Regions from separate parts of the Homo sapiens genome. Here all the other regions are linked to region 1. A link is a contact called in ENCODE Hi-C or POLR2A ChIA-PET data. All regions are on one chromosome and are shown on one strand. Each heading gives the region's core, a stretch centred on a gene start or an enhancer-like site at or near the end of the contact. The rest is flanking DNA. Distances are from core to core; before and after follow the strand shown.

The links. A loop is a pair of places that touch in the nucleus more often than their neighbours do. ChIA-PET counts read pairs that join two places held with the same protein, here RNA polymerase II (POLR2A). Pooled maps may share reads with other maps.
Region 2: a pooled map shows a loop between it and region 1 (7-fold over the local background). The contact joins the promoter of STX4 here to the promoter of KIF22 in region 1. A Hi-C loop is called at or near these places in 2 of 50 pooled maps. POLR2A ChIA-PET finds 5 or more read pairs at or near these places in 2 of 52 experiments (HEK293 and HEK293T).
Region 3: a pooled map shows a loop between it and region 1 (6-fold over the local background). The contact joins the promoter of BCL7C here to the promoter of KIF22 in region 1. A Hi-C loop is called at or near these places in 1 of 168 maps with a recorded cell type or tissue (Right ventricle myocardium inferior) and 4 of 50 pooled maps. POLR2A ChIA-PET finds 5 or more read pairs at or near these places in 2 of 52 experiments (HEK293 and HEK293T).
Region 4: a pooled map shows a loop between it and region 1 (10-fold over the local background). The contact joins the promoter of FBXL19 here to the promoter of KIF22 in region 1. A Hi-C loop is called at or near these places in 3 of 168 maps with a recorded cell type or tissue (CD8-positive, alpha-beta T cell, Right ventricle myocardium superior and naive thymus-derived CD4-positive, alpha-beta T cell) and 11 of 50 pooled maps.
Region 5: a pooled map shows a loop between it and region 1 (6-fold over the local background). The contact joins the promoter of KAT8 here to the promoter of KIF22 in region 1. A Hi-C loop is called at or near these places in 1 of 37 single-sample maps with no recorded cell type and 4 of 50 pooled maps. POLR2A ChIA-PET finds 5 or more read pairs at or near these places in 1 of 52 experiments (H1).

What each region holds. Positions count from the first base shown.
Region 1 is chr16:29,789,021-29,794,223 of GRCh38, forward strand. It overlaps KIF22 (kinesin family member 22), which reads left to right and starts at 1,731. Exons shown (of 14, transcript NM_007317.3): 1 at 1,731-1,809. The coding sequence starts at 1,740. RefSeq lists an enhancer at 1,142-1,541.
Region 2 is chr16:31,031,179-31,036,782 of GRCh38, forward strand. STX4 (syntaxin 4) reads left to right here and starts at 2,380. Exons shown (of 11, transcript NM_004604.5): 1 at 2,380-2,657; 2 at 2,835-2,936; 3 at 3,048-3,147; 4 at 3,284-3,358; 5 at 3,792-3,862. The coding sequence starts at 2,628. RefSeq lists enhancers at 1,704-2,215, 2,728-3,238.
Region 3 is chr16:30,892,173-30,897,639 of GRCh38, forward strand. BCL7C (BAF chromatin remodeling complex subunit BCL7C) reads right to left here and starts at 1,905. Exons shown (of 6, transcript NM_004765.4): 1 at 1,681-1,905; 2 at 1,040-1,118; 3 at 668-776; 4 at 414-575. The coding sequence starts at 1,772. It overlaps MIR762HG (MIR762 host gene), which reads left to right. Exons shown (of 3, transcript NR_110942.1): 3 at 2,376-3,048. It overlaps MIR762 (microRNA 762), which reads left to right and starts at 1,731; the gene lies at 1,731-1,813. CTF1 (cardiotrophin 1) reads left to right here and starts at 4,442. Exons shown (of 3, transcript NM_001330.5): 1 at 4,442-4,496. The coding sequence starts at 4,472. RefSeq lists enhancers at 862-1,494, 1,033-1,362, 3,106-3,611, 3,612-4,115, 4,979-5,028 and a silencer at 1,743-2,222.
Region 4 is chr16:30,921,522-30,926,619 of GRCh38, forward strand. FBXL19 (F-box and leucine rich repeat protein 19) reads left to right here and starts at 2,051. Exons shown (of 11, transcript NM_001382779.1): 1 at 2,051-2,938; 2 at 4,210-4,410. The coding sequence starts at 4,234. FBXL19-AS1 (FBXL19 antisense RNA 1) reads right to left here and starts at 1,748. Exons shown (of 1, transcript NR_024348.1): 1 at 1-1,748. RefSeq lists enhancers at 121-1,089, 830-1,649, 1,090-2,057, 1,680-1,769, 1,810-1,969.
Region 5 is chr16:31,113,707-31,119,174 of GRCh38, forward strand. It overlaps KAT8 (lysine acetyltransferase 8), which reads left to right and starts at 3,958. Exons shown (of 11, transcript NM_032188.3): 1 at 3,958-4,186. The coding sequence starts at 3,976. It also overlaps a transcript of BCKDK not described here. RefSeq lists silencers at 3,776-4,002, 3,902-4,251 and an enhancer at 4,422-4,541.

The DNA of each region.
Region 1 (5,203 bases), core at 481-2,980:
CACCTCTCTGGTTTTTAGTATGTTTATTACGTTACGCAGCCATCATCACTACTTCATTCCAAAATATTTAATATTTCCATCACCCCCAAAAGAAACTCGTTATATCTATTGCTGTAGTGCCAGCTCCTCAGCCCCTCACCATCCCCTGGCAACCACTACTTAGATGTCCTTTTTATGTCTATGGGTTTTTTACTGTAATTTTTAAATTCATTAATGTCAACTTTAATTTAGTTTCACTTCACACACAGTATATACGGCCAGGCCTGGTGGTTCACACCTGTAATCCCAGCACTTTGGGAGGCCAAGGCGGGTGGATCACTTGAGGTCAGGAGTTTGAGACCAGCCTGGCCAACATGGTGAAACCCTGTCTCCATAAAAATACAAAAATTAGCTGAGCGTGGTGGTGCACACCTGTAATCCCAGCTACTCGGGAGGCTGAGGCAGGAGAATCACTTGAACCCAAGAGGCAGAGGTTGGAGTGAACCGAGATTGAGCCACTGCACTCTAGCCTGGGAGATGGAAGTGAAACCCCGTCTCAAAAACAAAAAAACAAAAACCCTCATATACACAAAACATCTTTGGAGGCCTCATTTTTAAAAACTGTAGTGGGATCCCAAGGCAAAACGTTTCAGAAACACTGATCTAAGATTTGTGTTTTTTGTTTTGAGACGGAGTCTCACTCTGGCGCCGTGGCTGGAGTGCGGTGGCACCATCTCGGCTCATTGCAACCTACACCTCCCGGGTTCAAGCGATTCTCCTGCCTCAGCCTCCCGAGTAGCTAGGACTACAGGCGTGCCACCATCCCCGGCTAATTTTTGTGTTTTTAGTAGAGACGGGGTTTCGCCATGTTGGCCAGGCTGGTCTCGAGCTCCTCACCTCAGGTGAGCCTCCCGCCTCAGCCTCCCAAAGTGCTGGGATTACAGGACTGAGCCACCGCGCCCGGCCCGTGTTTTGTTTTGTTGTTCAACAGGGTGGAACATAATGTCTAAACCTGGGCCCTACCTACCTGGTGCTCAAAAGTGGAATGACCGTCCCTAGCCAACCCTTCAGAAAGGACAGAGAGCTACTCAACGGACTGCTGTACTCTTAAGGACTGGGAACCGGAACCGTGGGTGAGTGGGACTGAATCACAGACTAAGCGTTTTCCACGCTTCGCCGACGTGCTGAGTGCCAAGTTATAAAGACAGGAACATCCAAGCTGCTCTCCTGGGCTGACACGGACGCGAGGGGACCTACAGTGGCCTTGGGCCCAGCAGGCAGCGACTGCAACGTGACTGCCCAGAGTCCAGCCCCTGGGGCCCAGATCTACAGAACCGACCAGACGTGATAGCCCTTTGGCTGGGGCTGCAGTCCCACGATCCACACAACGACCCTGGCTCCGCAGACGCGCCAACCACCCACGGAGGCAAGAAACTGCAGAAAGTAAAGGGAAAGGGAGCCCAGTGCCGGGCGGCGCTGAGCAGCTCCCCCAGCGGCCACCGTCGCCAACATCCCTGCGTAGGGGTTTGTATCGCAGCGCGCTTCCAGACATCAACGGCTGCGCGGCCCACGCGCGCGCATGCGTCCTGACCAGGGGAACCTTTTCTTGGGGACCCGGAGGCGAGCGCTGGAAGGCGGGATAGTGGCGACCCACACGCAGCAGCTTCCGGCGGCGCGTAGTCTTGATTGGTGGAACCTGGGAGAGGGGGCGGGGCACCGGGGAATTCGAATGGGAGAGGCGGGCCCAAGGAGGGAGTGGAATGGCCGCGGGCGGCTCGACGCAGCAGAGGCGACGCGAGATGGCGGCAGCTTCAGCGGCGGCGATCTCAGGTACTTGAGCCCGGCCTGGGCAAGGCGGGTACCGACGTCTGGAGTTTAGTGGGAGTTATGTGTCGGAGTGTGGTCCAGGCTCTGCGGGTTGTCGCGGAGAGGCGGCCATGGCGCAGGGGCGGGGAGAGGGGGACGGTGAGAGTGTGGGGTCGCGAGCCGGTCGCCCCGCCTGGCTCCTGCCTTCTCCCTGTTTCCTGCTCTCCCCTTGGGTCAGTAGACTCGGGTCTCCGGTCCAGGCTCTTGGCTTGAACCCCGCGCACTTTTTCTTTGTGAGCTTCGGTTTCTTCGTCTGTGAAACGGGGGTCATGGCCTCATCCCTGGAGATCACCTGAATAAGCAAGAGAAGAGTGGCGGACGCTCTAGCCACGAGGACGAGAAGAAGGGAGCCGGAGGCGTGTATTGGGAAGGGTTCTGTGTGGGACATGGTGTTTGGGTGCAGAGACATCCCTGAGAGATGCAAGAGGACGGGCTGAGGAACAGACCCGGCTGCTGCTGGGTTTGAGTTGGCAGCGTAAGATGCTCTGCGATTACAGGAAAACGAAATAAAAGACTAAAATTTCCTTTCACTCTAGCATGGAAGTGAATGCTATTTTAGGGTTGGAAAGGCTGTTAGGACACCCAAAATCTTGTATGTGAGTATTTGTTTACATGTGCCTCTCTAACCCGGAGACTTAATCCTCGTTAGTGATGATGGTGAGCGCCATAGTAATTCACTGGAGCCCTCGTTAGCCTCGTGGGGAAACAGACATTTAGGAGAATGCCTAACACATGTAGAGCTCTTGCTATGTGCCAGGCACAGTTGTAGGCATTTTATGGTGGTGAACCATTTATTGTCCACACAATGCTATCAGGTTGTTACTATTACTGTCTTTGTTTTACACAGGAAACTGAGGTTAGTTTGTTCAGAGTTAACACAACTAGTAAATATTGGGGCTTGAATTCGCTCTCAAGGAGTCTGAGTGTAGAACCTCTGCTCTTAACCATTATGCCCAAGTACATGTTATCCCTGCTGGCTGAGCACAGTCTCCCCTTACCCTTCGAAGATGCACTGTGTCCGGTGCATGGTAGATATGAAAATGCCTGAATGAATAATGTCCCTTCCTCGAGGAATTTACAGTCTGTTTCAATAGAGTGTCACATACGTAGATGTAATACGAAACACAATGAGAGATGTGTATAAACTGAGGGTGTGGAATCTGAAGTAAGCCCTTGAGTATTCTGGGAGGACTTCATTAAGGGAGTGAATGATACTTGAGATGGGTTTCAAAGGTTGGATAGGAGTTTGCCAGGCCTTGACTAAGAAGACAAGAACAGCAAGTGTTTTCTTATTTATGATGTAAGATGCTCTCTTAGCTCAATTTCCTCATCAATAAAAGGGAGAAGAGTGAATGAAATTTAGGAATTGTGAAAGAAGGGAAAATTAATAATTGCTAGCCTGGTCCAAGCTCAAGGTTGCTTTTATCATGAAAGGGCTAGACTCTTGTGCAGTAAATAATTGTTTACATGTGGCCCTCCCCTCTTCCCTCCTACCCTGGACTGTGAGCCCTGGGGCAGGAATGGCCGTGAGCCATTTTCATGATGGAAATGAACAAGCCAGTGATTAGTAGTTTATTCACTAAATCTTAATTTTTTTCAGCAAATACTTCTTGAGGGCCTACTCTGCGCCAGGTGTTGGGGTTAGAAAGGTGAGCAGGATAAAACTTGTTCTCACAGTTGGCAGTCAGGTGGAGAAAGTGACAAACACGCAATAGTGGGGTGTGACAAATGCTTATGGAGGGGCTAACATGAGCTGTGGTTGCACCTGATAAAGCCTTAGTGTCTACCAGGAAAGGGTTTTTGGTTTTGTTTTTTAAGAGGAGTTAAAATGTGTTTACCTTAGTCACTCCAGGGTGGGGTGGGGAGCAATGCAGATATTCTAGGGAGAGAGATTAACGTGGACAAAAATCCAAAGGTGCAAGAGAACTTGGAGTTTTGTAGGAAGTGAAGGAAATTCATCATGACTGGTAACTTACACTGCAAGGAAGGAAACAGAGGGAATGACTAGAGGGCAGGGAGACACCTTGCTACCACCAGCAAGGAAGGCTGTAAAGACCATGACCTTGGGCAGAGGTAGTGCAGTGGGAGTGGAGAGAAGTGGACTTGTTCAAGAGAGATTTAAAGAGATAGACTTGACAGATGTTAATGATGAACTGATGTGGGAGGTAAGAGACGTTGGAGTTAAAGACTCCCACTTTTGGGGTTGGTGCCATTCATTTACATCAGAGATCAAAGGAGGAGGCTGCAGAGAGATGGGGAAGGAGGGTTCAGTTTAGGACAGGTGGAGTTTAAGAGGAGCCGTCGGCTGGGCTCACGCCTGTAATCCCAGCATTTTGGGAGACCAAGGTGGGTGGATCACGAGGTCAAGAGATCGAGACCATCTTGGCCAACATGGTGAAACCCTGTCTCTAAAATTAATCAAAAATTAGCTGGGCGTGGTGGCGTGCACCTGTAGTCCCAGCTATTCGGGAGGCTGAGGCAGGAGAATCGCTTGAACCGGGAGGCGGAGATTGCAGTGAGCCAAGAGCGCCACTGCACTCCAGCCTGGCGACAGTGAGATTCTGTCTCAAAAAAAAGGAGCCGTCAGGGCAGCCGTTCAGAACGTGGGCTGCAGTTGAGAGCTCTTGTGCAGAACGTGCAATAGGACTTATCAGCTGTAAGATGTTACTGAAGCCAAGAGGGCGGGTGACCTGCCTATGAAATGAATCTGAGTGGTCTCAGCTCGGGGCAACTTTGTCCCTCACAGGACATTTGGAGATGTCTGGAGAGATTTTTAGTTGTTACAACTTGAGGGTGAGGGTGGAGAATGCTACTGGCATCTAGTAAGCATATGCTAACAGTCTAAATGCACAGGACAGCCCCACAACGGAATTAGCCAGCCCGAAATGTCAGTAGTGCTGAAGTTGAGAAATGCTGGTCTAGAGAAAGGATAGACGGATCCTAGGATGAGGAGTGAACAGAAAACTAGGTAAGACAACCAGGAAGGTGGGGGGCATGGAAATGAAGGGAAAAGTGTGTTTCCCAAGAGTGTCGCATACTTCTGGGAGGTCCAACAGGATTGAGGCTGAGTATGCCTACTGGATCTAGCACTAGGGAAGTCATGGGTGACCCTGCTGAATAGTGAGGGCAGAAGCAAGTTGCAGGGATGGAGGAGTGGGTAGCAAGAGAAAGGGTGTAATAATAACAGCTAAGGACTGAGCAGTTGCTGCCAGGCACTGTGCTAAACATTGTATGTACATTATTACTTTGAATCCTCACATTCTTATGAGATGCAAAGATGAAGGGGCTAAGGAGGCTGAGGAGGGTTCATATAAAGCACTTTGGAGTTAGATCTTCATTTGAAGCTGTCAGTCACTAG
Region 2 (5,604 bases), core at 1,130-3,629, 1.2 Mb after region 1:
AAGGCAGAAATTATAGGACCAAGCCGCCAAATGGGGAAATTGAGTCCCAGAGAGAAGTAATGCATTATTTAAGATCCCATGCAGGACTATGAGTCAGGGGTCCAAGAGCCCTTCCACCGTGTGCCACTCAGAGACACAGAGTAGGAGGGGGAAGGGGGTCGGGTGGCAGGGGACAAAAGATGCAGGAGGCAAGCAGCAGTGACTGAAGAGGCAGAGGCTGACATGAAAGACCCAGGAGCAGAGAATCTTTCCTTATCATCTCCAGGGGACACCACTGGGCAGGGCTTGGCCTCCGGAAAAACCCTGCATTCCCTCTGTGGGTTCATCAGGGCACCACTCTCCTACTAGCTGGGTTTTTTTTTTTTGTTTTGTTTTGTTTTTGAGACAGAGTCTTACTCTGTCACCTAGGCTGGAGTGCAATGGCGTGATCTCAGCTCACTGTAACCTCCACCTCCCATGTTCAAGCAATCCTCCTGTCTCAGCCTCCCAAGTAGCTGGGATTACAGGCACCTGCCATCATGCCTGGCTAATTTTTGTATGTTTGTAGAGACAGGGTTTCGCCATGTTGGCCAGGCTGGTCTCCAACTCCTGGCCTCAGGTGATCTGCCTGCCTCAGCCTCCCAAAGTGCTGGGATTACAGGCATGAGCCACCACACCCTGCCTGAGCTGGGTTTTAACAGGAAGAGGAGAAGAGCCAAAACTCCTCACATAGAATCACACAGCACTTGACAGTTTCCAACCTCATCATCACTGAAGTTTAGAGCAGCCGATACCCATAAAGATGATCTCCCCATCCCCCTACAGTTACCCACTGTGCAGAGGGAGATCCACACTTAGAGACAGGAAGCGATTTCCAGAAGTCCATAGCAACTCAGTCCCAGGAATCTAGGTTTCCTGACCAGGGCATAGCAGAAAGGGTCCATTCCTTTCCTTGCTTGTACCTTCACAGAAGCTTCCTGGACAGAGCCCTGGGGTCCAGGAGACCTGTTATTCATTCCCGGCTATGCTGAGACTTGCTGAGTGACCTTGGGGACTCCTTCTAGAGAATATAAGTTCCACGAGTGCAGGAATTTTTGTCTATTAGTCCTTGATGTATCTCCAGCCCTAGAACAGTGTTTGGCCCATACTATGTGCCCAAAAAATATCCATTAAATGACTGAATGTTGCTGTGCATGGTGGTGCATGCCTGTAATCCCAGCACTTTGGGAAGCTGAGGCAGAAGGATTGCTTAAGCCCAGGAGTTAGAGACCAGCTTGGACAACATAGTGAGACCGCATCTCGTAAAAATTTTTAAAAATAAAAAATGAGTGAATATCTAGATAGCCAGGATTAGAGAAGTGTCACAGTCAGAAAGCCTGAAGCCTAAAGAAGACCAAGGAACCAGGGGCTTTATCCTCAGATACATGAAAGCCTGAAATTCTGTCCACAAGTATTTATAGAGGGCCCGTAATGTTCTTGGTACTGGGCTAGGAACTCCCCAGATTCAGTTAAGAACAAAGTCATTACCTGGCCTCAGATGCAAGGCAGGGGCTGGGGGGTGTGAGTGGCAGGGAGGCAGCGTGATCAATACAAACACTTTTCTTAGCCTGAGCTGCCCTGACATGGTCTGACGGCTCACAAGGTGGTGAGTGCAGCCGGGCTGCAGTGTTCAAGGAGGGCGCCGGCTGGCCGCCCACCTGTCAGAGGCTGCGCCAGAAGGATGCGGAAGAAGAGATTTCTGCCTTGGCTGAGGTCACTTCCCACCCCCAGATTCCCTGCCCACACAACCCTGCAATTTTCTGACGCTGACGACTCGGATCCTATTATTTCCCGATTTTCAAGGTCCCATGATGCTGACAGCCCCAAATGCTAAGTCGTCAGTCCGCCCACGCCCTGGACCCGAAAGCAATAAAGGCGAGGTCAGCAAGGGTCCTACCACCCACTGCCTCGAAAGGCCTCTGGGGGTGGTCGGCGCGCCCCTCCCCACCTCGCGGGGGCCGTGTGGGCGTCGCTCGGTCGTTGGGGTGCCGGGGACGTCGTGATGAGAACGGCGTCCCAGAGACGGCGGTGACAGAGCCGGGACACGTGACAGTCACAGGGTCACATTCTGCGGTCCACGAGTTTGGGACCGGGCTGGTCACGTGACGCGGTGGGGGCACCATGGGGTGATGTGAGATGCGGGTGTCTCGGATTACGTACAAATGACGTATTCCTACCCCTTTTGGCAACCAGATTTCCGTTGGAAGATGCAACGGTTCCGGTGACGGTAGCAAGTTCTCGCGTCCAGGCATCTCCGCTTCCGCTCGGGGCGCAACAACTTCCGACTCCACCTTCCCAGCCTCGGGCAAGGAAGAGACGCGACCATGTGCGCATGCCCCGAATTTATCACGGAGGGGCGGGGCTGAGGCTGCGGGAGCTGGAGCGGGGAAGAAAAGGGAATTCCAACCTGTGGAACCTTGGGGGGTCCCCGGGGTCGGCGCCTTCCCATTGACTGTGGGCGGTGCAAGGGACGGAGCCTCTGGCGGCTCGTGGGGGTGTTGGGGTCCGCAGGGGGAGGGAGGGGAGTGTCAGAGTGTGAGCGGGGTACGGGAATTCCAAATTTGAGGGCCTCCCGGCTCTGGCGCCGGGGAGGGAGAGCTCAGGCCGCCATGCGGGACAGGACCCACGAGCTGAGACAGGTGAGACGCCAGGGCAGCGGGGATGGGGACGGGCGGACGAACTGGAACGCAGGACTTCTGGTCTTCGGGATAGGGAGGGGTGGCTGATGGCCAGGAAGGAAAGTCCCGGAAGCCTGTGGGTCCTGCGGGGTAAGAGCCGCAGCGAAACGGTGGTGCCAATGACTCCGGGCCTGGCAGGGGGATGACAGCTCGGACGAAGAGGACAAGGAGCGGGTCGCGCTGGTGGTGCACCCGGGCACGGCACGGCTGGGGAGCCCGGACGAGGAGTTCTTCCACAAGGTAAGGGGCTGGGGTCTCCGCCTGGATTCGCGAGGGTGTAGGAGGACCCGAGGAGTAGCGTGGTCTGGAGTACCCCATATCTCTTTCAGCCCTCTCGGTCACCCTCCCCAGGTCCGGACAATTCGGCAGACTATTGTCAAACTGGGGAATAAAGTCCAGGAGTTGGAGAAACAGCAGGTCACCATCCTGGCCACGCCCCTTCCCGAGGAGAGTGAGTGAAACCCCGGCTGCAGGGCGCATGCTCCGCCCCAGGGATTGTGGGGGTTGTAGTTCCACGCAGGTGGTGGCCAGAGTGGTTTGTTGAGGTGGGGGCTGCTGTTTGGGAGTCTTGGCCTTCTCTTATTCAGGCATGAAGCAGGAGCTGCAGAACCTGCGCGATGAGATCAAACAGCTGGGGAGGGAGATCCGCCTGCAGCTGAAGGGTGAGCTCCTGGGACCTCAGACAGATCCTTCCCTCTGATCCTGCCCTGTTGTTGGTATATCTGGGGAGTGTGTGGCCCAGAGAAGCCAGTGATATATCCAGGTCACACAGCAGGCCTGGGTCTAGCATCTGTCTCCTGGCCTCCAGGCCATTGTACTCTCCACAGCACAAGTCCGCCTCTCAGGTTCTTTTATTTACAATGAAACCATTTACTTACACAGTTATCGCTGCCCACTGGGCATTCTTTGGGCAGGGAGATGGAGTTTTGTTAGGTGGCCTCTGCATACCTATGGGAACTCAGTGATGTAATGCAAAGAAAAATAAACTTACTTTCTCCTCTTAGAGGCTCAGCCTTAGTCATTTTATGATAAATTATATTTCCCTAAAAATCCTATGGAGACAAGTACCCCCAATACCCCTGTGTCTTCCCACAGCCATAGAGCCCCAGAAGGAGGAAGCTGATGAGAACTATAACTCCGTCAACACAAGAATGAGAAAAACCCAGGTGGGTTTTTTTTCTCAGAAATGAGGACATTTCAGCAAATGTTTCATGAAGTATTAGATGACAGGTGTATGAAGGAAGGGCCTGCAGAGATCATGGAGTCCAATTGGATGACTTTTCCAAATGGGGAAACTGAGCTCAGAGAGAGAAAGAACTTGCTCAAGGTCAGGAAGCCAGGTCTCCTGATGCTCAGTCCGGTTATAACACCCTGCTTTATTTTCTTCCATTCAATAGGAAGTTACTGTGACCCCAGACAAGACCTAGTCTTGGCTGTGGGACACATGTTTTCTTTTCTTTTTTTGCCTCAGCCTCCTGAATAGCTGGGATTACAGGCGGACACCCCCATGCCCAGCTAATTTTTGTAGTTTTAGTAGAGACTGGGCTTCACCATGTTGGCCAGGCTGGTTTCGAACTCCTGACCTCAGGTGACCCTCCTGCCTCGGCCTCCCAAAGTGCTGAATTACAGGCGTGAGCCACCATGCCCAGCTGGGACACATGTTTTCTGGGAGTCAAGATGAGGAGTTAGGGTTCAATAGGGGATAAAGACATTACTCACGTGGGACCTGGTGGCTAACGGCGCTGCCCAGGGAAGGAGAGTGAGAAGTCATAAATGACTGGCAGGTTTCCTATCTATGTGACAGGGACATCCTTAGTCCCACAGGTGGAATTCAAGAAGTCAGGAAGAGGAACTTCCTTGGGGCAACACTGAAGAGGAACTCCCCTGGTGTGATATCTTATTTTTTTAATTATTATTATTTTTTTGAGATGGAGTCTCACTCTGTCCCTCAGGCTGGAGTACAGTGGCACAATCTTGGCTCACTGCAACCTCCACCTCCTTCAAGCGATTCTCCTGCCTCAGCCTCACGAGTAGCTGGGATTACAGGTGTGCACCACCACACCTGGCTAATTTTTTATATTTTTGGTAGAAATGAGGTTTCACCTTGTTGGCCAGGCTGGTCTCGAACTCCTGATCTCAACTGATCCACCTGCTTTGGCCTCGCAAAGTGCTATGATTATAGGCATGAGCCACCGCGCGCGGCCCCTGGGGTGATATCTTAGTAAGGAGATTTGCAGTGATCTGACTGGCCCTCTCTGGGTCCCCAGTGAGGAGGATACCAGGAGGTCAGGGTTGGAGTAGTTGGGCCCAGGGCTCAGCAGGGACCCCAGATTGAAGATGGAGCAGCTTGGGCATCTTGGAAGGGTGAAGCTGGAACCAGGAAAGCAGATGTATCTCTGGAAAAGGAACTCCAAGGAATGAGCATATTTAAGGCCTCAGAAGAAGGGGCAAGGCAGAGCAGATGCCCCAGAACCAGTGTTTCTGGGGAAGCCTGTGGTGGTGATTGGCATGAGTGGTTGAGGGTCCATGTGGGCCTGTTGCACCTGTTTCGCCCAGGCAACATGTTCATCTCTAGGCGTAGGAGCTGTGGTGTAGGCAGCGAGGTTGGCATTCAGCAAGCATTCAGCAGTTACATATTGGGTGCCTACTGTGTGCCAGACCTTTTTGGAACTGTTTAGGATACAGCAGTGAACCAGTGATCCCTGTCCTCATGGAACTTCCCTTCTGGTGTAGACAATCACCATAATAAATAAGTGAATTATTTAGAACATAATAAGCATTAAGGAAAAAAGAGCAGGGGAAGAGGGACTAAGCATGCTGGAGGAGGTAGAGTTGCAGTTGAAAGCAGGTGGAGGAAGCTTCATTCAGAAGGTAACATCTGAACAAGAGACTTAAAGGTGTTTGCTGG
Region 3 (5,467 bases), core at 655-3,154, 1.1 Mb after region 1:
GGGAGGATCGCTTGAGCCCAGGAAGTTCAAGGCTGCAGTGAGCTATGATCACACCACTATACTACTCCAGCCTGGGTGACAGAGCGAGACCCTTTCTCAAAAAAAAAAAAAAAAAAAAAAAAAAAAAAGGATCAATATGGGCCCAACATTCAGGAAACTGACATGAGAGTGAGGAGAAAGATAAACTAGTAAAAAATTAATTTACATGAAAATCTCAGACAGTGATATGTCTGTATAGATTCTAAGAGACCAGAGGAATGAGACTGTAGCTACAGGGAGATTCTGCAGGAGTCGGAAGGCGCCTTGAGGAGGGTGCACAAGACGGGGAGCAGGTATAGGGATGAGCTGGTAGGTTAGACTCTGGAGAAGACAGGACTTAGAGGAGAGAGCTCCTGGGAGGTACCTGGTCCTACCTCTCTCTTGGCCCAGCCGTGGGGGCTGAGCCTCCTCAGGGACCCCTTCTGGGGGTCCGGCAGGTGACACAGGGCGGCTGGGCTGGGGGGTGCCCCCAGGACTGGGCTCTGTGCCCTTTTGCAGGGAACCTTCCGAATGGAAACTCTGGTTGCTGTTCTCATCTGCGGGAGCAAGAGCCGAGATGGTTGGCCTGAGATCCCTAGTACACTCCTTCAGTCCCCACAGCCCCCCGCGTTTCAGGATCCCTACCTACCATTAAGATCCAGCAGGATGAGAGGGCCACCCCCTCGGGGACTGGCGCCCCTGCCCCGACGTTCCCGGCCACGGGATCTCTCTGCCCCGCCACCTGCCCGCCTTCGCTCCTGGGGGTTAGAGGATTAGGGTCAGAGCTCTTGGAAAGCCCCACCATACACCTAAGGAAACTGAGGCACTGAGAAGCAAAAGGGCTCAAACTCAGGGGGTGTGGAGCAGAAAAGAGGGCAAAAGGGGAGGAGCTGCTAATGATGGTTCCCGTCTGTCCTGCTGCATCTGAGGTCTCGGGGAGCTGGAGGTAGAGGTCAGCGTGGGGAGGAACTTGCCTGAGGTTGCACAGATGCAGGGCCTTGTGGGAATGGGGGTTGCTCACCTCCTCCTGGGGATCCACCACTGGCACCCACTTGAAGATACGAAGGGAAGTGTCGCCCACAGTCACCCATCGCTTCTCCCTGTGGGAGGGTGGGGGGCTGGGTCAGAGAGGCCTGAGGGGAGACCCACCCCCCTAGGAGCTGGACACATCTGGGGGTACCTGCAGAGGTTGAGGAGGCACAGGAGGATAGCAACAGTTTTGCTAATGGGGCATAGTTACATGGAGGAAGAGAGTCCTGCAAACCCCAGGGCATAGGCGGTGGGTGCCTCTAGAGAGAGGATATGATTTGGGGCCCTGGCTCTGCGGACCCCTGGGGCACACATGGGGGGCGTGGCTATGGGCCTGGCCCGGGATCAGAGCCCTGCAGATCCTGGGGCGCACCTGCAGGAGGGGTGTCAAAGCTTTAGGGGGCGGGGCACAAGAGGGGGCTCCCGCTCTGGGAGGACACGGCTGGGGATCACGCTTTGTAGACCCCCAGGAGTAGCCAGGCGAACGGGGACAGAGCCCTGTGGATCCAGGGCAAAGCTAGTGGGTGGAGATACACCGAACACCCGGGGCCCAGAGCTGGCGAGGGCAGCGTAGACGCCTTTGGTGCTGGTGGTCCCGCTGTGTCCCGTCCCTGGCCCCCGAGCAGCGCTCACCATCTCCGGACCTTCTCGATGGTCGCCATCACCTTCTTGATGTCATCCTTGGCCCGGCTCCGGGTCTCGGCCCGTACAGTCCGGCCGGCCATGCTGGCGGGGCTGGGGCCGGGGCCGAGCCCGCGGCGGGGCCGCCTCCCGTCCGGCGGGCTCAGGCTCCGCGCCAGGCCCGGGCGCCGCGCTCTCGGCCTGCCGTCCCCCCTGGAGTTGGCCGCGCCCTCTCTCGTCCCCAACGCCTCCGCAAGTCCCCGCCCCGTTTCCTGCCGCCGCGCCCCGCCCCGGCCTGTCCCCGGAGCGGCCCGGTGGCGCGGGCGGCCAGAGCCCAGGCCTGGAAGCCCGGCCGGCCCCGCCCCGACCCGGGCCCGCCCCCTTGGAGCGCCTGGACGCTCAGCGCCCCCTGCCCGCCGCCGAGAGCGGGAGTTGGGGACGGACGCGCGAGTTGGGGACGGAGAGCGGGAGTTGCGACCGGACGCGCGAGGCAGGGCCGAGGCCGTGTGTTCAGACCACGTGGGCGCGGGGTGCGCGACAGGGTCTGTGTCCTGCGCTGCGTGAGCCGCGGTGGGTGTCCGCGAAACGCTGTGTGTGGAGTGCGTGCGTGTGTCCGCCCTCGCCAGGCTGTTGGTCTACACCGCCCAACTTACTCAGTCATCCATTCATTCAACAGTCTTGTTAACTGAGTGCCAATTACGCTCCAGGCGCTGCGAATACGAGTGGGTCTCCACCACCAGAATGGCTAAAGTGAAAAAGACCGCACCGTGTGGAGGCGAGAAAGTAGAGCGACTGGACCTCTCTTGTATTTCTGGGGGAGTGTAAATTGGTAGAGACATTTTGGAAAACTGGCAGTTTTCTAATGAAGCCGAACATATGCCACCTCTGTGATCCAGCAGTTCCACTCCTAGGCTGTCAACACCCAGCAGAAATGTGTAGGTGTGAGCATCAAGAGGGTGCATGGGAATGTTCAGAGCCCTTTCATAACAGCCCCAAACTGGAAATAACCCATCAACAGAATGGAAAATGAATGATGCCCTACTCACTACCATGCACATAGACACAGCAACGGGATTGACATGCCCGGCTACACACAGCAACATAGACAAGTCGCATGATGAAATCTTGAGTGACAGAAGCCAAATGCAACAGTACATACTAGATGGTTCCAGGTGTATTACGTTCAGAACCAGACAAAACTAATTTATAGTGCACCAAAGTCAAGATAGTGATCGCCCTTAGGGTTGGGAGGGGACGAGGGGAGAGCTTCTGGGAGCTGATCCAGTTCTGTTGTGTAATCTGGTGCTGGTTCCCTGGGCATATGTATTCTGTGAAAATCCATCACATGACTTAAATAAAATGTACATTACTTAAATAAAATGAGTGTGTCTTTGTTGACTTTATTTGAGGCTGGCTTGTCAGCAGATAAGACCATGTCAAAATTTGTGCTGCTGTTGTGTGTGTGTGTGTGTTTCAAGGTGTGGCTGTTGTGTCTGTGAATTTGGGCGTGACCATGTCCAGAGGTTAAGGGTATAAGGGGTTAGGAGCATGGTTAAGACAGCATTTTTTTGAGCCAAGCTGCTTAGGTAAAATCCCAGTTGTGCCACACCTAACTGTGTTACCCTGGACAAGTCACTTCTCTCTATTCCGCATCTATAACACAGGAGTTAGTTAATGTGCATATGGCTCTTAGAACAGTGCCCAGCACATGGTAAATGCCCAATAAATATTTACAGTTAATACACATGTGATTGTGGGCCCTACCAATTGTCTGGCTCAATTCTATCTGCTGTGCCCTCTCCAGTTAAACTCTTTCTTCTTTTATTCCAGCAATTGCTCACGGCAATACACACACCCACTCACACGAACACACGCACACACATGCACGCGCACATGCACACACGCGCACACCTGCACACTCACACGCACACAAATCCACTCGCACACACGCATGCTCACACGCACACACGTCCGCATGCACGCACACACGCAGACACACGCAAGCGCACACACACACGGGCCTCCTCGTCTTCATTCACAAACCCCATTAGCTTCTGTTGTCTATGGGCTTCCTCGACAGACCGCGAGCCCCTCGCGGGGGCCAGAAACCAAGTATGGATCATCCCTATGTGCCTTCCTTTCCGTCTACACCAGGTTAATGGGGTTGACGTATGGGTGTGACTTCCTGTCCAGGTCTCTGTAGCTTGTTCTCCTGGGGGTGGGGGGCGGGGTGTGATTGTTACTAGGCCTGCTAAGAAGAGGAGAGCAGTGTATCTGTCTCCCTCCTGGTGGGTGTGACAATGAGATTGGAAGCCATCTAAGATAGGCCAGGAGATGTATGTCTGGACAAACATGCCCCAAGCCTGACGGCCCCCATCGTAGCCTCCCTCGCAAGCCGCGCCCCAGACTAGAGAGAGGGCCTGCGCATTCCTGTCCTGCCAGTCCGGCAGTTCCCTCTCCTGTCTCCTCAGCTTTACACCCAAAGCAGCCGCTGCCTCAGGTCCAAGCCTGAGCCCGCGGCAGAACATTGGGCTGCCTCCCAGGCCCTGACACCCCCAGCCCCGAGGTCCTGTCCACCCGGCAGACAACTTGCCTTCCCCCTCGGGCCCCTTCCCCCACTAGGCCCCACGGACGAGGAGCTGAGCTCAGGGCCAAGGAATCCTGTCTCAAAAGGGGGGGTAGGATGAAATGTTTGGGGTCTGGGCTCTGATTGGCTGCGCCCGGGCCACGCCCCCAGCCCTTTCCCCTTTCTCCCCCCTCGAAAGGGGGGCGTGAAGGGAGCCGGGATCAGCCAGGGGCCAGCATGAGCCGGAGGGAGGGAAGTCTGGGTAAGGGGCTGAGGGACCGGACGCCGGGTCGCTGAGGGGCGCAGGAGTCAGAGGGATTGGGAGCTGGGGGTCTGGGTTTCCGCCACCCCCGGGTCCGGGAGGGGAGCGGCCTTGGCGGGGAAGGGCAGGGCTCCGGTGTCAGGTAACGAGTGAGCGGGTGAGTTGTGAGAAACAGCAGGCGCTAGGGTTTAGAGGAGGCCTGGGGCTGAGGTTTCAGGGACCTGGGCTCAGGGCTTAGATCACCGGTTCGAGTACACCCAGGGGGAGGACTGGGGTCGGGGCTGGGGCAGGACCCCTGCGTCCACTGAGTCTCGGGAAAGAATCAGAGCTGGGGGGCTGAAGGAAGGGGTAGAGTAAGGGAAGGCAGTCTTGGAGTCACAGGAAGTAGTGAGTGACAACAGGAGACGAAAGTCTGGGCTGCTGAGGATCGCGACTGGTGCTGGGAAACTTCGGGGGTGGGGCGGGGGCGGGGCACCGGGTCAGGACTACATTCCCCAGCACGCATCGGGCGCGCGCTGTGCGTTTCGGGAAATGGAGTCCCTCCCGGGGCGCCAGACACTGGCTCTTGCGGACCTTGATTCGCTGACTAGCCAGGCCAGCGCCTTGCATGGATGGGGCATCAGGGAGAGAAATGGAAATGGAAGTCAGTCTCCCTATCTGTAAAATGGGCCTTCAAGGCACATTTTGATATGAAGTTCTGTACTTCGATGATGTTGAAGTCCACTAGCAGTCACTGAGGTAGAAATATGTAAGCCCTGTCTTCAAAGGGCTCTCAGGCTAAGGCAGATACACACAGAAAAGCCGTTAAAAGAGCTACCCTGGAACTCATGCAAATGGCCTTAAGTCAAAGGAAGGAGTTCGTTTATAAAGGAGAAGTGATTCTGGAGGCTTCACTGAGGAGGCAGTACAGTCATGCACTGCATAACAACATTTGGTCAACAGGTGGACCGCACAGACAATGGAGGTCCCAT
Region 4 (5,098 bases), core at 801-3,300, 1.1 Mb after region 1:
ATCCTGCAACTGCACTCCAACCCAAGTGACAGAGCAAGACCTTAAAACACACACAAAAAAAACCAAAAAACGGCAGAAAGATGAGAAGCCGTTCCATTTGCATAGGCAGTTGAAGTGTCTAGGCAGAGGCCTCCAAGGCTGACTGGATATCAGGCAGGGGATGAGGCTGGACAGCCTGCAATGCCTCCAACTCCAGGTTGCGGAAATCGTGTTTGTAGTACCTCAGTCGAATGGAGATTGAGCGCCCCCTGGGAGCAGTGCTCGGTAACAGACGCTGGAGGACCCCGATGAGGAGGGGCGGGGGTCGGTTCAATCTGGGAGGAGCCTGCGGGTCAGTTTTCTTCTCACAGGAGCGAACTCTGTCCGGCATCATGGATTCCTGGGCTCCCAGAACGGCTGGGCTGGAAGGGACCTTAGAAAGGGATCTACCACCGCGTGCCCCGTGCCAGAGTTGGGCACTTTGGTGACAAGAACATTGGCTTGTTTAACACTCACAACTGTGCTTCGAGGTGGGGATCATTATCCCCATTGTCCCCATTTTGCAGATGAGAAAAAGCAAGGTTTGGTGGCTTCCCGGGGCGGGGCGGGGATTCGCTGTGACTCCAGGTCCTTTTCCCCGGAGCCCGCACGTCTTGTAAGACACTGATTCCCGGAGGTCTGAGGAGCAGGAATCGAGTGGGAGGTGCCCAGGCTTTCTAGGGAACAAGAGTGTGAATGCACTCTCGACGAGAACCACGCCCCCCTGTTCGACAAGACTGATTCCTGCTGCCTTCCTTTAAGGGCCCTCCCCTGAAACGCGAAGTCCTCGCCCCATGGAGAGGCGGACATTCTTTATTCCCGGATCGCCCGACGTTTTTCTCCCCCACCCGCACTGATCCCCACTGGTGACATAAATCCTTCCCCTCCACTCGCGAGTGAAAGCTTGGGACTACATTTCCCGCCAGGCTGTTCAGAAGCCGGTGGCGGAGAGAGGAGAAAAGAGTCTTTCCGTTTCCGTCGCCTCGCAATTTGGCGTGTCCGCCGGGATTCACATTTCAACAGCGACGTCCTTTCTCTGTTGGACTCGGCAAGGAACTACATTTCCCAGCAGGCACCGGCGCAGAGGTCGAGGGGCGAGGTCGCCATCTTTTTCGTAGTCCTCTCCCTCATTTCCGCAGGGAAGAGGCCAGACGCCTGGACTACACATCCCATGTCGCAGTCGCCCCGGCCCTGCAGCCGCCATCTTTGCCGGTGGCCCCGCCCCATCCCCTTCCATTGTCTCGACTTGAGATGATAGACGGGAGCCGGGAGACTGCAACTCCCGTCAGGCCGTGCGCCACTGGTGGGGGGGATTTCGAGACCACAGGCGGGCGAGGTGCCCAAGGTGGTGGAAAGCGGAGACCGGGAGAGGCTAGGTAGCCTGCCATCTTTACGGTAGTCTCCTCGTCCTCCTGGTTCCGCCATTCTTAAGGAACACTGGAAGGCTATAAAACTACTAATCCCATCGCACCTCGTAAGATCGACTACTAGTCAGGTGTATGTCCCTCTTCCGCCATCTTGCTTGTAGTCCTCTTTCCTTTTCACCTTTCCATTGTTCCTGACGAGTAGAAATGGCAGCGGGAAGGCAGCAGATGGACTGCGACTCCCGTCAGGTACCACACACGCGGAGGGTTGTGGACAGGAGGGCGTGTGAGTGCCTGGGAAGGAGGTCGGGTCGGGGGAGAAGGCCATCTTGTTTGTAGTCATCGTTCCCTCTCCTTCTCGATGTTCTGCAACTGGGAGCCTCGGGGCAACGGGACTCTAACTCCCGGCATCCTCGGCTCCCGGCTGGGCACGCCCTCCGCCGTCCTGTTTGTAGTTCCCGCTGTCCCCAGCGTCCTATTGTTCCCCCGTAGCATCAGTGGCCGCAGGACTACAACTCCCGTCGAGCCCTGCGTGCGTTCGTCCTGGAAAGTGGAGGTGGTGGAGGAAGGAGGGGGAAGGGGGCGGGGTTCCTCTGGGAGAAGGAGGGAGTAAAGAGGGGGAGGAGGAGGAGGAGGAGGGAAGGAGGAGGGAGGGGAGGGGAGGGGGGAAGAGAGGAGGAAGGAGGAAGGAGCTGAGGAGGGATGAGAGAGGCGGCCAGGGCCCCGGGCCGTAGCAGCGCGGGGCTGGGGGACCAGGGGGGCTGAGACACCCCAACTGCCCCCTTCCCCTTTCCCTCTCCCCCTCTATCCTTTCCTTCCACCCTCCCGCTTGAGGAGGGGGATTTATTCAAATTTTATTTAAATCCCTATCTCCCGAGGGTCGCGCGCTTGGGGGAGGGGGAGAGGTCGGGGGTGCGCGCGGGCTGGGGGGGGCGGGGCCGGAGCAGCTTCCTTCACCTCCCCCTCCGCTCGCCTCGCAGCCGTAGGGCAGGGGGTCGCAGTCCAGGGGCGGGCCCAGGGGAGGGGGGCAGGTTACAGCGACCCCCCCCTCCCCGGGAACCGGCGGTGGGCGGGCTTGAACCCCGGAAACGGTGGGGGGGGCCCAGGCCTGGCACTGGACCCCTGGGCAGTGGGGTCCGGGAAGGGGCCAGTTAAAGGGCCAGGGGCGCTGGGGAGAGGCGGGGCGGGGTGGGGGGAGGGGAGCTGGGACTCGGACCCGGGACTGAGTGGGCCCCGGGCAGAAGCTGAGCACCCTGCGCCCAAGGAGCCCCCGTTGGCCTGGGGGGGCTGAGGGACTGAGCCTCCCAGAGCAGGACCTCCCCCTGGAAGGGCCGCGCCGCAGCCCGTGGGAGGGCCTCGCCCCCGGCGCCCCCCATCTCCACTCGCCGCCGTCCCGGCCTCCGCCGGAGGGAGGGGCCGAGCGCCCTCGGGGGGCCGTGGACCCCGGCGTTCTGAGCGTTCCGCGCCCCGCGCCGCCCGGCCCCCCCGCCGCCGATGGCCGCCGACCCGCCGGGAGCTGCCGAGAAGGGAGAGATGGCTCCCGGGACACGTGTGAGGTGGGTTCATGCGGCTCCTCCTCACCCCCAGACCTGGGCAGCGCCCACTCCCATTCATCCTCAGCCCGGCCTCTCTCTACCTTCCCCGCCCCCAGCCTCACCCTCTCTCTACTCCAAACTCATCTCCAGCCCTCCTTCCTATGACCTCTCCACCCTGGGGAACTGGCCCTCCTTCCTAGACCCTGCTTCCCCTTGAAAGCCCCCACCCCCGCCTGCAGTCGCCGCCCTCCAGGCCCCTCCCCTGGAGCGCTGGAGGGCCCCTTAGCCCCATGGATGGGTATGAAAGTCCCCGGAAAGGGGGAATCTGGGGTAAGACTGACTGGGAAGAGACCCTCCAGGCTTCTAATTCCACATGGGATCTTGGAGGATCTGGTTTCCATGGGAGGGGGAGCCCAAGGGATTCTAGATGATTAGGGATGAAAGCAGCCCGGGAAGCTGGGGGTCCTAGGACTGAGCCCATCCTCAGTTCTGGGAAGATGTCAGGCTGGATTCTAGAATCCCAAGGAATTTGGGAGATTGCCCAGGTGGACCTGAGGGATCCAAGAGGAGGGTGTCCTGGAGGAGGGAACCCTGTGGGGAACAAGAGGGGCTGAGATCTTGGGCTGAGAAGGGTCTCTGAAGAAGCATCTCCAGGGCTGTCAGAGCTCTGGGGAGTTAGTGGGCAGAGGAGATCGTTAGGGACTTGGGGGCAAGGATCTCGCTGGATCTGGTGAGGATAACTGGGTTGAGGGGAAGAGAGATTGGATGGCTGCTGTGGATGAAAAGGTTGGTGGGGCGGGGGGGAGGAAAAGTCCGGAGCTTCCGTCTAGGAATCTCTGGGTATCTGGGAGGTGAATCTGGGCAGTTTACCCCAGATTGAGGTTGGGGAGAGCCTGGGATATTCTACACTCGGATAACAGGGGAAGAGTTGGGATCTCTCCAAGCTAACACCACGGACAAGGAGTGCCTGGCCTTTCCAAGGAGCTCCGGTGTGGGGATGGCAGAGGAGAGGGCCTCGGTGTCCCCTCCTGCTCCCTGGGCTAGGGAAGGGACCCTGAGGAGGCGGTAGAGGAGCGAGGCCAGGAAGCAGTTCTTGGGCTCCTCTTGAGCTGCTGCAGGGAGACAGGCCTTGAGTAGAGGATTGGCCCCCAGATACACAGAAGGGGGTGACCTCCTTGTCCCCCTGAGGAAGAGGGCAGGCTCTAGCTGCCTGTAGGTGGAGGGACCTGTCAGGGGTCTCCCAGGCCAGGGCCCCAGTGGGCCCATCTGACCCTGCCACCATCCACCTACAGCCCTCGGCGTTGCTGACGCCCCCAATGTCGTCGAGCAGCCGGGGGCCGGGGGCCGGAGCGCGCCGACGCCGAACCCGCTGCCGCCGCTGCCGGGCCTGTGTGCGAACTGAGTGCGGGGATTGCCACTTCTGCCGAGACATGAAGAAGTTCGGGGGGCCCGGGCGCATGAAGCAGTCGTGCCTGCTCCGGCAGTGCACTGCCGTGAGTTCTGCCCCCACCTTTGGGCTCTGCCCACCCTTCCCAATACCTTCTTGGAATGGCTGGTGACTGCCTCCCAGCCTGTACTGTGGAGTGGCTGTTTGTTCACTCGTTCATTTCTTCCCTTCATTCACTAGTTTGTGTCAGTATCCATTTTTGTCCTCAGCTCCAAGCTGGGGGCAGTGTCCAGGTGCACAGAAGGATCTGACCCAGTCCCCACTTTCAGGCTCTTCCCAGCTCTCAGAGTCACACCCCCGCAGAATGCCCAGCCCCTGCTCTATCACCCCCCAAGATGTCTCTGTGCAGGAGGGGGCCCATCCCCAGAGATGGCCCCCTTCCAACAGGTCTTGCCCTTCTCTGGCCTCTTCCTCACCCAGGGTGGTCTTGGATTTGAGGCTAAGCTCACCCTTTATGTGACCTTGAGCAAATCATGCTGAATGAACCTCAGGTTCCTTCTCTGTAAAATGTTTCCTTTGCTGAGTTGTAAAGATTAAACAATGGCATGGATGCGAGTGTGTCTACCACAAGGCCCAGCACACAGTAGGGATCGGGGAAGCATGGGTTTCCGCCCTGCCTTCCTCATCCTTTGAGCCTCCCTGGGCTCCAGAGCACGGCCCCTCCCCAGCAGCCGCGAGGAGCCAGCTGCATCCTGCGTCCCCCTCCCCACTCTGCCACCTCCCTCTCTTCCTCC
Region 5 (5,468 bases), core at 2,708-5,207, 1.3 Mb after region 1:
CAAATGATCCTTCCACCCCAGCCTCCCAAAGTGGTGGGGTTACAGGCATGAGCCACTGCAGCTGGCCCATGAGTGGGTTTTGAGCTGGGAAGGGATGTTTCTGGTTGGAGTCCCTGAGAGGATTCATGTCCACGTGATTTCTTAAGAAAGTGCTCCCAGAACAGAGTAGGGGAAGTAGGAAGGGGAAGGGGAGGAAGCCAAGCAAGGATGTGACCTCAGGCAAAAGCCCAGAACCAGTCAATTATGCCTCAGGGTTGAAGGTAAGAGAGCTAAACCTCAGAGTTACTGATTAATTTCTCCACTTGGCAGTCACTGGTTAAAGTCAGTTGGGAAAGTGAACAGCTCTATTAACCTAAGGATGGTTTTTTAAGAAGAGCCTCAGGTGCTGGTGTGGGTCTTTGAAAGCACATCAAAGGTAATCTGGGCACACAGAAACAGCAAGAACTCCCAGAGGATCTGGGTGGAGCACCTACATTGTTTTTTTGTTTGTTTTGTTTCGTTTTGTTTTTTTAAACGGAGTCTCAATCTGTTGCTCAGGCTGGAGTGCAGTGGCTGGATCTTCGCTCACTGCAACCTCCGCCCCACCCCCCCCCAACCCCAGGTTCAAGCGATTCTCCTGCCTCAGCCTCCCGAGTAGCTGGGATTACAGGCGCGTGCCACCACACCCAGCTAATTTTTCTATTTTTAGTAGAGATGGGGTTTCACCACGTTGGCCAGGCTGGTCTCGAACTCCCAACCTCGTGATCCATCCACCTCAGCCTCCCAAAGTGCCAGGATTACAGGCATGAGCCACCATGCCTGTCGGATGTTTCTTGATTTGTAACCTCTGAGAGACCCATCCGCAGGCCCTGAGCATTCCACTCCTCTCAGAATTGTTTCCAAGCCCAATAACCACATTATAAATCAAACAAGATTCAGAGAATAGCCAAAGGGAATGTTTACTGAGTACCTACCCGGTCTGGCACTTTGCAATACACTTGTATATTGCTAAGACGGATAGTTCAACCGTTACATAGTTATATGATTGATAGTTATACATGCTTAACTGCTGGGGATTGGTTCCAGGACCGCCTGTGAATACCGAAATCTGCAGGCGCTCAAGTCCTACAGTTGGCCCTGCCAAACAGCAGATATGAAGTCAGCTCTTCAGATCTGTGGGTTCTGCATCCTTACAATATTTCCTTTCCTTTCCTTTTCTTTTCCTCCCTTCCTCCCTCTTTTTTCTTTTTCTTTTTTGAGATGGAGTCTTGTTGTGTCGGCCAGGTTGGAGTGCAGTGGCGCGATCTCGGCTCACTGCAACCTCCACCTCCTGGGTTCAAGCAGTTCTCCTGCCTCAGCCTCCCAAGTAGCTGGGATTACAGGCACACGCCACCACCCCTGACTGTTTTGTATTTTCAGTAGAGACGGGGTTTCACAATGTGGGCCAAGCTGGTTTTGAACTCCTGACCTCAAGTAATCCACCTGCTTCGGCCTCCCAAAGTGCTGGGATTACAGGTGTGAGCCACCGCGCCCAGTCTTTTTTTTTTTTTTTTTGAGGCAGAGTTTCACTCTTGTTGCCCAGGCTGGAGTGCAATGGCACAATCTCAGCTCACCACAACCTCTGCCTCCCAGGTTCAAGCGGTTCTCCTGCCTCAGCCTCCCGAGTAGCTGGGATTACAGGCATGCGGCCACCACGCCTGGCTAATTTTGTATTTTTAGTAGAGATGGGGTTTCTCCATGTTGGTCAGGCTGGTCTCGAACTCCCGACCTCAGGTGATCTGCCTGCCTCGGCCTCCCAAAGTGGTGGGATTACAGGAGTGAGCCACTGCGCCCAGCCTCCTTTTCTTTCCCCCCTTTTTTTTTGAGACAGGGTCTCTGTCACCCAAGCTGGAGTGCAGTGGAGGGATTATAGCTCACTCAGCCTCGACCTCCTGGGTTTAAGCGATCCCTCTGCCTCAGCCTCCTGAGTAGGTGGGACTACAGGTGCGGGCCCCGAGGCCCAGCTAATTTTTTTTTTCCCCCAAATTTTTAGTAGAAAGGAGGTCTCTATGCTGCCCAGGCTGGTCTTGAACTCCTGGCCTGAAGCGATCCTCCTGCTTGGATTCCTGAAGTGCGAGATTACAGGTGTGAGCCACCATACCTCAACACTGTATTTTCAACCCGCTCTTCGTTCAATCTCCAAAGGTGGGACATGCGGATATGGAGGGCCGATTGTGTATGGTTGGACCATACACATATAAATGGCTTTAACCTTTACTGACTCTCACAGAACCCTCAGTGCAGTGGCGTGATCTCAGCTCACTGCAAGCTCCACCTCCCGGGTTCACACCATTCTCCTGCCTCAGCCTCCCGAGTAGCTGGGACTACAGGGGCCCGCCACCACGCCCGGCTAATTGTTTTGTATTTTTTTTTAGTAGAGACGGAGTTTCATCGTGTTAGCCAGAATAGTCTCGATCTTCTGACCTCGTGATCCACCCGCCTAGGCCTCCCAAAGTGCTGGGATTACAGGCGTGAACCACCGCACCCGGCCTTTTTATTTTTTTTGAGATGGAGTCTGGCTCTTGGTCCCCAGGCTGGAGTGCAATGGCGGGATCTCGGCTCACTGCAACCTCCGCCTCCCGGGTTCAAGCGATTCTCCTGCCTCAGCCTCCCGAGTAGCTGGGACTACAGGTGCGTGCCACCACGCCCGGCTAAATTTTGTATTTTTAGTAGAGACGGAGTTTCACGGTGTTAGCCAGGATGGTCTCGATCTCCGCCCGCCTCGGCCTCTCAAAGTGCTGAGATTACAGGCGTGAGCCACCACGCCCCGCCCAACTCGTCCTTTCTTTAGACTTTATCCTGTGAGGGTGAATTATGGCCTGTCCCTGGACACACCCGTTCTGCTTTCCCCGCACCAACTGTATCCCAAATAGGGGAAGTAGTCTCTTCAACCTTCAAAAATGGGGCACTGGCTGGGCACGGTGGCTCACGCCTGTAACCCTAGCACTTTGGGAGGCCGAGGCGGGCGGATCACCTGAGGTCAGGAGTTCGAGACCAGCCTGGCCAACAGGGTGAAGCCCTCTCTCTACTAAAAATACAAAAAATAGCCGGGCGTGGTGGCGCGCGATTGTAATCCCAGCTATTCAGGAGGCTGAGGCAGGAGAATCGCTTGAACCCGGGAGGCGGAGGCTGCAGTGAGCCGAGATCGCGTCACTGCACTCCAGCCTGGGCGACAGAGCGAGACTCCATCTCAAAAAAAAAAAAGGGGGGGGGGCGGGGAGCGACATTAGGCCAGCGCGAGTGTGCGGCTCCAGGCCACCAGGGCGGCCGCTCTGGCTCTGCCCTGTTAAAGTGGGGGCAGCGCCCGCTGAAAATTGGCACATCTTGGCTTCCGCAGGTACCAGGGCCTTTAAAAAGGTTCAGCTGGCCGGGCACGGTGGCTCACGCCTATAATCCCAGCACTTTGGGAGGTTGAGGCTGGCAGATCACGAGGTCAAGAGATCAAGACTATCCTGGACAACATGGTGAAACCCCGTCTCTACTAAAAATACAAAAATTAGATGGGCGTGGTGGCGCGCGCCTGCAGTCCCAGCTACCCGGGAGGCTGAGGCAGAGGAATCGCTTGAACCCGGAGGCGGAGGTTGCAGTGAGCCGAGATCGCGCCTCTGCACTCCAGCCTGGGCGACAGAGCATGATTCCGTCTCAAAATAAATAAATAAATAAATAAATAAATAAATTAAAAAAAGGTTGAGTTGAGTCATCGCATGAGGTAAGTCTGTCTCCTCTCCTCACCCATAGGCTGCAGCCACAGGTCCGCACGGAAAACCAGGAGCTCCAAGACTGCCGCACACTCAACATCCAACTCGCGGGGCCGCGGGGACGGCCACAGAAGCCAATCGGCTCCTGCTACATCACAGACCCCGCCCTCAAACCTTGAGGAGCCCGCCCCACGCACTGCTGACCCGGAGCCAAAAGAACTGCGTGGCGTCCGATTCTGGCGTCACTTCCCTTCCCGCGATGGCGGCACAGGGAGCTGCTGCGGCGGTTGCGGCGGGGACTTCAGGGGTCGCGGGGGAGGGCGAGCCCGGGCCCGGGGAGAATGCGGCCGCTGAGGGGACCGCCCCATCCCCGGGCCGCGTCTCTCCGCCGACCCCGGCGCGCGGCGAGCCGGAAGTCACGGTGGAGATCGGAGAAACGTACCTGTGCCGGCGACCGGATAGCACCTGGCGTGAGGGCGGGGCCCAGGGCTGGGGGCGGGGCGGAGCTCAGGGCCAGGGGGTGGGGCGGGGCCTGAGGACAGGCTGTCAGTGAGGCCAAGATCCGGGGGCTGGGAGTGGAGAGGAGGAGGGGCGGGGCTTGAGGAAAGAACGCCGCGTTCCGGGCGCTGAGAAACCAGCCGGGTTGTGGGAGGCTGTTGACCTTGAATTATGCCGAGCGACGCCTACAAACCCACCGCTCAGGCCTTCACCAGGATTGTTCCCATTCCACTTCCTTGCCCAGTCTTAGGCTTCATTCCTTTTTCTTGCTAACGCTGCTTCCTCACCCTCTCTTGTCTCTGCGTCTTCTTTTTCCATTTGTCCCTGGCAGCCATCCGCAGAGAGAAGACCTTCCAGAAACAACAGGCTTCCCTTTCCTAAAGTTCTGCTGCCTTCTCTCATTTTCAAAATTAACCCCAAACTCCTTAGGGTGGCATTCATTTTTGTGACCTCTCCAGTTTCTAGCCAACACTAGGAAAGGGCATTGCCAGGCCAGAACACACTGTGCCCTCTGAAGACCACACGCCCTTTACCACCTGTGCCCTTTGCTTGGAATGCTTTTTCTTCCCTTTCTCCTTGTTTGCCTGCCTAGCTCCTACTCATCCTCTTAGCTTCATATCCTTTGTGATGTCATCCTTGATTCCCCTTCAGGCAAAGTGAGTGGTTCCCTTCTCTATGTTCCTGCAACATTTTTTTCCTACCTCAGTCATAGTTTTTGTAACATTATGTTGTAATTTTCTCTCTCTGTCTTCCTCCATCATACTGGGAACTTCTGGAGGGCAGCACTTCTTGTGATTCATCACTGTGTCCTCTGTACCCGGCAACAACACAGCATAGGGCCAGACACGTAGTGGTTGCCTTACTCATTTATTGAATGCTCTGCTAATTGTCAGGTGCGCTGCTAAAAATTTTGGAGGCATTAATTCACCTTCTAAGGTTGGTACTATTATCCCTTTTGTCTTTTTTTTTTTTTTTTTTTTTGAGACAGGATCTCGCTCTGTCACCCAGGTGGGATTGCCGTGGCACGATGACAGCTCACTGAAGCCTAGACCTTCTAGGCTCAAGTGATCCTCCCACCTCACCCTCTCAGAGTGTTGGGATTACTGGCATGAGCCACTGTGCCCAGCTGTTATCCCTTTTCACAGATGAAGAGACTGAGGCTCAGAAAGATGGAATAACTTGCTCAGTTACACATAGCTAGGAAGTAGGGAGCTGGAATTTTGTGTATTTTTTTTTGTTTGTTTGTTTGAGATG